2 separate regions of the Homo sapiens genome follow, and region 2 is linked to region 1. Evidence: chromatin loops called from intact Hi-C (ENCODE). Cell type or tissue: mammary epithelial cell. All regions are shown on one strand.

What was found. Hi-C counts contacts between places; a loop is a spot of excess contacts. Peaks named below come from ENCODE experiments on the same cell type or tissue, not always from the same donor. Only the 100,000 strongest peaks of a DNase experiment are listed, where the experiment ranks them.
Region 2: a loop joins it to region 1, with 8 times the contacts of the local background. A loop is called at or near these places in 1 of 110 quality-filtered maps.

The regions. Positions count from the first base shown.
Region 1 is chr13:69,577,168-69,581,167 of GRCh38, reverse strand. No RefSeq gene overlaps it. Among named protein-coding and RNA genes, the nearest start is that of LINC00383, 360 kb to the right of the region's middle. RefSeq lists an enhancer at 452-1,026. In mammary epithelial cell, a CTCF peak has its summit at 1,633 (motif pointing left); a DNase peak (open chromatin) is centred at 807; H3K27ac peaks cover 757 bases.
Region 2 is chr13:70,567,090-70,571,089 of GRCh38, reverse strand. No RefSeq gene overlaps it. Among named protein-coding and RNA genes, the nearest start is that of LINC00348, 450 kb to the left of the region's middle. In mammary epithelial cell, a CTCF peak has its summit at 2,320 (motif pointing right); no DNase peak of the experiment used is centred here; H3K27me3 peaks cover 42 bases.

The sequences.
Region 1 (4,000 bases):
TGCTGGGATTACAGGCGTGAGCCACCGCACCCGGCCTTTAGTCCTATTTTAAACACATGAATTCCTGTCTACCATAACTGCATTATCTCTGATATCTATACCCCTCTGTCAGTATTTCTGCTACTATGACATTTCTGTCTGACAATGACTTACTAAATATAAGCTATAAATAAACAAAAAAAAGAAACAGGACTTACTTTTATATGGCAGATATTATCAGTACTGAGCCATCCTCCTGGCATAGGTATTTTAAATGAGATAAAAAATAATTCTATTTATTGATAAATGCCATTTATGATTGATAAATATATCATAGTTGTGTTATAATTTTGTTTGATATGGCCACTGCCTTGACATCCCTTTTTAGGCCTGAAAAGTTATTTGAAAGCTAATCATACCTCATCACCTTTGGTCTAGTTAAAACTTCCCCCTCCTTTTGTAGCTGTTTGATAGATGCCATGCTTATTTCTAAACACACTGACCCTAAACCCAGCACATCCTGCAGCTGCTGAGCAGGATTCAACCCAATGGTCAACATCAGAGTCTCGGCCCTCACCCCCCACCCACCCACTGGTTGAGTACCCCGCTGTTGCTGGATTTTTCCACCTGCCCAAGTGGCCACCCTGCTTCTCTCATAGATCAATGAGTAACAAAATGCTTCTGTGATTTCATGTCGTTTACTGTGCTGTCTCCTCATTGTGATTCACCTGACTGATGTACTTAAACCTGACTCTCCTCCCAGTCAGGGTTCTCCTGGAAGGTAGCTACCTTGGTATGAATACATTGGATATAGGTCAGACAAAAGCCCCAAGGGTGTCTGCCAATATAAAGGGAATCTTTGTCATGGGTTGGATACCTAGGTATTAGGCCATGCATCAGGATAAAGAAATGTCCCATGAAAGGCACACTGTAAACACCCACAAACACATCCTGTGGAGCCTGTCAGGACAGGCCTAGAATTTATAACCATTTTCCCGAGAGGGAGCTGAAGACCAAATGTAAAAACAAACAAACAAAAACAAGACCAGTTGCATCAGAGGTCAAATTTGACTGATCTGTTTAATATTCAAAAGGCTCAGGATATATAGTATTGCAATGTTACTATGTTTAAGACAGCAGATAAAGCATAAAGGATGAAATAAAAAACTTTTGACTCAACATAGAAAACTAAATCAATTCAGGTATTTAAAACATTTTTTAAAAATAGGCAATGGAACTGAACCACAATGCACCTTGTCCCTTTCTTATTATACATTGCACAGCCGACTTCTCAATAGCTGAGTCAATGTCTCAACACTATTTCTATTTCATCCACCCATTATCCCTATTGTATGGGCTTCTTTTCTAATATCCTGGCATATTTCTTTCTGCAGCCTTCACAATTTCTTTCTTGGAGGACAAAAGAGACTCAACATGAAGGAACAAAGCATACAGCAAGGGAATCAATATAGATAGATTTTGGTCACCAAAATACTGAACAGTAGGATATTAGCAAACCAGCAGTGAAAAATGGATATTGGGAAGGATTTTAAAAAAAAGGGAAGAAGAAGGAGAAACATTTAGCTGATGATATATAAAAAAGACTACTTTATAGAAGCAAAACTTGGGGCTCCTGATTAGGAAATATTGCCATCTAGTGTGAACTAATTTCACATGCAGTACTGTTGCAATGGAGTGTTGCCAGTACACTTTATTGAAGATGTAGGGGCCTACAACTATGGAATGTAGATTGATCATTAAATGCTGTATTGTTGAAAAAAAATCTCACTGATATAATACCACATTTTAGTTCATTTGTTTTCCACATAATATCATGAATAAAAAAGAGCATAAAATGAAATACCTTAATAATAAAAACATAATATTAAAACATGAGTGTACCTCAGACAGACTTTATCACTCTTGATATTTCACTGTTTTCTCCCTTTAATGACTTAGTTATGAGCCGTGCTGTGATTCTTTAATGTTACATTCATAAAAAGTATTTTCACACTTAATGAAAAAGAAGACTGTGTTTTAAAGTATGTTATTTCTTTTTCTATTATTTTACCAAATAGAATAAAATAAATGTTTAAAGGGCACTATTTTTGCCATCTATTCAGTAAAGACAAAAAAAAAACAATGCCTTCTTTCCTAAAAGTTAGTAAAGATTAGAATGCTGAAAATTCTTGGTGTGACTGACATTAGAGCAGATGGTATGAATCAATATTTCCTTTTTTTTAAAGATCTTTCTCTGGAAGTAGAAAGATACATGGTATGAATAAAATAAAATTCTATTTTTCTTACTTAAGACTTACAACTAGCTCATGTTAAGTATTTCTCAATTGCTTAATGATATGAATTCAAAATATATTACTTTTAATACTGAGCTAAACTGTCATGTTTAGATATATTTTTAAATATAAAATGTTCCAAAAAATGATGAAACATATTTTCAAATAAAAATAATATGAAAACATTGATCTTTGCATTTTAATGTTTTCTTTATGGATTTAATTCCTTTTGGATAAAAATTTAAAATGATTTTTTCACAAACTTTTAAAAACTATAAAAATCCCTTTATTTCACAATTAGTCTTAAAGAATAGCAGGTAATAGGATTTTTTATTGGCAATATCGTTATATTATTGATATATAATTTTTGTCTGTTTCTACAAAGAAATTTCCTTTTTAGTCAAGTTGTATATCTATTTTCAGAAATTAGTCTTTTATTTCTATTAGATTCTAAGATTTTCTTTTCATATTTGGTATTCCGCAGCTTCATTACTATGTGCCTAGAAGTAAATTGCATTTTTATTTATCTAGATCAGAGCTTCGTGAGATACTTCAGCCTCTGCAGTCTGAGAATTAACAGTGACGTGGTGGCTGGCAATAATATGATGAGTTGGCTTACTCAACCCAGAGCCCCCACCACCATCACACACACAGAAGGTCTTCAAAAGCTTTTGTACTGAATTTAGGTTTCAATATTAGATGCATTTTACTTTGAAGTCAGGGAGTATCATACCTCTAGTTTTATTATTTTTGCTAAAGATTGCTTTGGCTATTCAGAGTCTTTTGTGATTCTATAGGAATATTAAGCTGTTTTTTTTCTATTTTTGGGAAAAATGTCATTGGAATTGTGATAGTGATTTCATTAAATTGGTAGATTGTTTTGGGTGGTATAGACATTTTAACAATATTAATTATTCCAGTCAATGGACAGGGATATATTTCCATTTATTTGTGCATTCTGCACTGATTTTCATCCGTGTTTTATGGTTTTGAGTGCAAAGGTCTTTTACCTCCTTGGTTAAATTTATTCCTAAGTATTTTATTTTTATAGCTGCTGAAATGGGATTGTTTTCTTGATTTATTTTCTGATAGTTTGCTGTTGGTATAGAAAGACTATTGATTTTGGTTTTTCTATATTGATTTCGTACCCTGCAACTTTACTGAGTAAGCTTATTAACTTTAATAATTTTTTTTTGGTAGAGACTTCAGGGTTTTCTATGTATAACATCATGTTATCTGTAAACAGAAAAAATTTAACTTCTTCCTTTCCAATCTGGATGCCTTTTATTTCTTTCTCTTGACTAATTGCTCTAGTTAGGACTTCCAGTATTATTTTGAATAGAAAGAATAGGCATCTTTGTCTTGTTCCTGAGCTTAAAGGAAAAGGTTTCAACATTTTTCTATTGATTATGATGGTTGCTGTGAGTTTGTCATATATGGCCTTTATTGTATTGAGGTGCATTCCTTCTGTGCCTAATTTGTTGAGGGATTTTATTGGGAAACAATGTTGAATGTATCAGATATTTTCTGCATCTATCGATATAATCATTTGATTTTTGTTTTTCATCTTGTTGAAGCAGTTTGTCACATTTATAGATTTCTATATGTTGAACCATCCTTGCATCCCTGGGATGTATCCCAGTTGAACATGGTGAATGATCATTTTAACATGCTATTGAATTCAGTTCACTAGTATTGTGTAGAGGATTTTTGCATCTGTGTTCATC
Region 2 (4,000 bases), 990 kb before region 1:
TGAGTGTCTGTGGCTTTTCCAGGCACACGGTGCAAGCTGTCAGTGAATCTACCATTCTGGGGTCTGGAGGACAGTGGCTCTCTTCTCACAGCTCCACTAGGCAGTGCCCTAGTGGGGACTCTGTGTGGAAGCTCCAACCCCACATTTCCCTTCTGCACTGCCCTAGGAGAGGTTTTCCACTAGGGCCCTGCCCCTGCAGCAAACTTCTGCCTAGACATCCAGGTGTTTCCATACATCCTCTGAAATCTAGGTGGAGGTTCCCTAACCTCAGTTCTTGACTTCTGTGCACCTTCAGGCTCAATACCATATGGAAGCTGACAAGGCTTGGGGCTCACACCCTTTGAAGCCATGGCCTGAGCTGTATCTCGGCCCCTATTAGCTATGGCTGAAGCAGCTGAGATGCAGGCACCAAGTCCTTAGGCTGCACAGAGCAGGGAGACCCTGGAATGTGTCCGCTAAACCTTTTTTTTTCTCCTAGGCCTCTTGGTCTGTGAAGAGAGGGCCTGGTATGAAGGTCTCTGACATGCCCTGGAGACATTTTCCCCATTGTCTTGGTGATTATCATTAGGCTCCTTGCTACTTATGCAGATTTATGCAGTCTGGTTGAATTTCTCCTCAGAAAATGGGTTTTTCTTTTATATCGCATCATCAGGCTGCAAATTTTTTTAACTTTATGCTCTACTTCCCTTGTAAACATAAGTTACAATTCCAAACCATATATTTGGGAATATATATAACTGAGTACTTTTAATAGCACCCAAGTCACATTTTGAATGCTTTGCTGCTTAGAAATTTCTTTTGCCAGATGCCCTAAATCAACTCTCTCAAGTTCTAATTTCCATAAGTCTCTAGGGCAGCGACAAAATGTCAGAAGTCTTTTTGCTGAAGCATAACAAGAGTCACCTTTGCTCCAGTTTCCAACAAGTTCCTCATCTCCGTCTGAGACCACTTCAACCCGGATTTCATTGTCCATATCATTATCAGCATTTTGGTCTAAGCCATTCAACACATCTCTTGGGAGTTCCAAAATTTCCCACATTTTTCTGTCTTCTTCTGAGCCCTCCAAACTGCTCCAACCTCTGCCTGTTACCCAGTTCCAAAGTTGCCTCCACATTTTTGGGTATCTTTACAGCAGCACCCCACTTTACAGGTACCAATTTATTGTATTAGTCTGTTACCATGCTGCTAATAAAGACATACCCAACACTGGGTAATTTATATAGGAAAACAGTTTAATTGACTTACAGTTCCACATGGGTGGGGAGGCTTCACAATCACTGTGAAAGGCGAATGAGGAGCAAAGTCACATCTTCCATGGCAGTCTGCAAGAGAGCTTGTGCAGGGATACTTCCATTTATAAAACCAGCAGATTTCATGAGACTTATTCACTACCATGAGAACAATATGGGAGAAATCGCCCCCATGATTCAATTATCTCCCACCGGTCTCTCCCATGACATTTGGGGATTACGGGAGCTACAAGTCAAGATGATATTTGGGTGGAGACACAGACAAACCATGTCAGAGAGGCCAGTGAAGACTCTGAAAACACTAAACAAAAAAAGTAGGTTATTCATGCCTCTCCTCTCTCCCTTTATGATCTATACACATTTTCTCAAGAAAAATTGTTACCTGGGAAGCTGACCAGTGAGGAGCAAAGGGAGAAGATCTTTTACAGCTAAAAAAATACCATTGAGAAGTTTGAATTTTATATTTATGTTTTCTCAACTCTTGTTTGACTTAGAGTTGCAAGGAATCAGACAATAAGATGCTATTATCATATGACTGCTGCATAATATTTACAATCCATTTGTTATAAATGACGCCCCACTAGAGAAGGTTAATAATAAATTAAAAGCAGTATTTTCTTCATGTTAAATTTTACTATATATTCTACATATATTTAGTTAGTAGCCTATTGTATTATGTTTCAAAACTCTCATAATAACAATAAAACAAATCAAACAAACACACCTTATTTTAAGAGAGCCTTTACCTTAATAAATGATTTCCCAATCATACAGAGTTTATTAACTTAGATATGTTTCAAATGAATTGAAAAAACAATTATTATTTGGACAATGTGAATGCTATTAGTTTATCCAATATATATTACTGTCGGTTAAACCTCCCAAAAATAAGAACATCTTTTGTCCCACTTTCTGAAACTTAAAAATAAGAATAACATTTGAGGTAGAAAAATCTAACATTTCCATAATCATCAAGTTAAATAATCCATTTAAAATATGCTTGTAAATTGAAATTTATTTGTACCTTAACACCAGAATTATCTTCTTTGGCTCATACCACAGATTACCACCAGATGGTGGTAGAAGACTGACTAATACTTTCAATATTATCAGTAGGCAAGGCATATGTGCTTGGCAGTTTTAAGTTTTTGCTTTTTTCAGTCCTTTTTCCACATCCAAATAATTTCTCAATTCTTTACTAATACAGCTTTATTCTGTGCATAGGACTGAGGCTATTGGGACCTGAGGGTTGCTAGGATTATAAAACAGTAAATAATAGAAGAAATAATTCTCACCCATCTAAATTTAAGAAAATGAAACAAACTCTCAGGAAGATTAAAAGGTTAGGGAAACATTTGTTAAATTTCTTATTTTCAAATAATTGTAGAAAAATATATAATACATTTTTCTATATGTAAATACTATATTTACATATTCTATATATTCTTTATACTATGTACATGTATAATGTACATGTATTATATTGTACCATGTATAATACAATTATTCATAAAATGAAAGAAAAACATCTGCTGTGTGAAACCTACTACTTCAGCATGTACATGATAAGAAGTTTGGAATTCTTTTAATGTTCTATTATTGTTTCAATATCCAACACCACAAAAATATTGGAGTCTTACTTTCAAAGAATATGATTGACCTTGTGGCATTTTCGTATTGCACACAACACACAAGTGTGGCTTTGTAGGTACACAGGCAAGACACGCTATGGAAAAGAAAGTAAGAGTCAGGCTAACTTTTCCTGGTAGAACATTGTCAACGCTAAAAATGAATTTCATATTTTTTAACTCTTCCACTCTCTTTGAATTATTTCTCAATTTGACACATGACCTAAAATTCGTAATCCATTAGCTCCACATTAATTTTAATTGTTTCACAGATATGTTCATACAGAATTTTAAATGTTTGAAATTCTTGTGTAATGTGAAATCTAATCTTAATGAGAGGTATTTTTTCATTTGCCAGTAAAAATTCCTTAAAATGTTTATTTATATTATTTTCAAGAATAAAATAAAATGTATAACAAAAAATCTTTTTTGTTATTTTAGGATTCCTAATACATTCTAGAGTAAAGGATTATTTTTATTCCTTTGCTCGTCTATTAAATACTTTAATAGAATAGCATCTTTAGCATTTTCATCATGGATTTTAATTTTTTTCATCTTTTCCATAGACAAGCATATTCACAAACCTAACCACTTCAGCCAAAGGTCAACTAAAATAAAAGTTGTGGCATGATGTGATTAAAAATTAGGATTATTTTGAGGGTTTAGCAGTATATGATTCAACAAATAAAAATAATTTATATATTTGTGTGACTCTCCTGATAAATATTGTGCTTGAATTTTAATAAGAATGTGTCTAAATTTATTTTATCTCAAATTAACAAGTGAAAAAAACATGCTTTTATCATTAATAGACATTGTTCTTCATTTCTGAAGAAACCTTCAGGAAAGCAATGTATATTAAAATATAATATTACATTTTAAATGTTTTTGTTTTGGTAGCTCGCTCACTGAGGGCTTGGCAGAAATATTGCACACAATGATCAAGTTAAAATGAGATGGGTTTTGATTAAGTTAGTTTTTATTGCGTAAATGTGGAATAAAAGTAACTAAAACTTGGCAATATTAATCATATATAATTCTTATTTTATTTTCCTTTATTCTATTTTGGCATTCTTCTGTCACTACCTTCAGATACTTTCAAGACAGCACAAAGTTTATTTC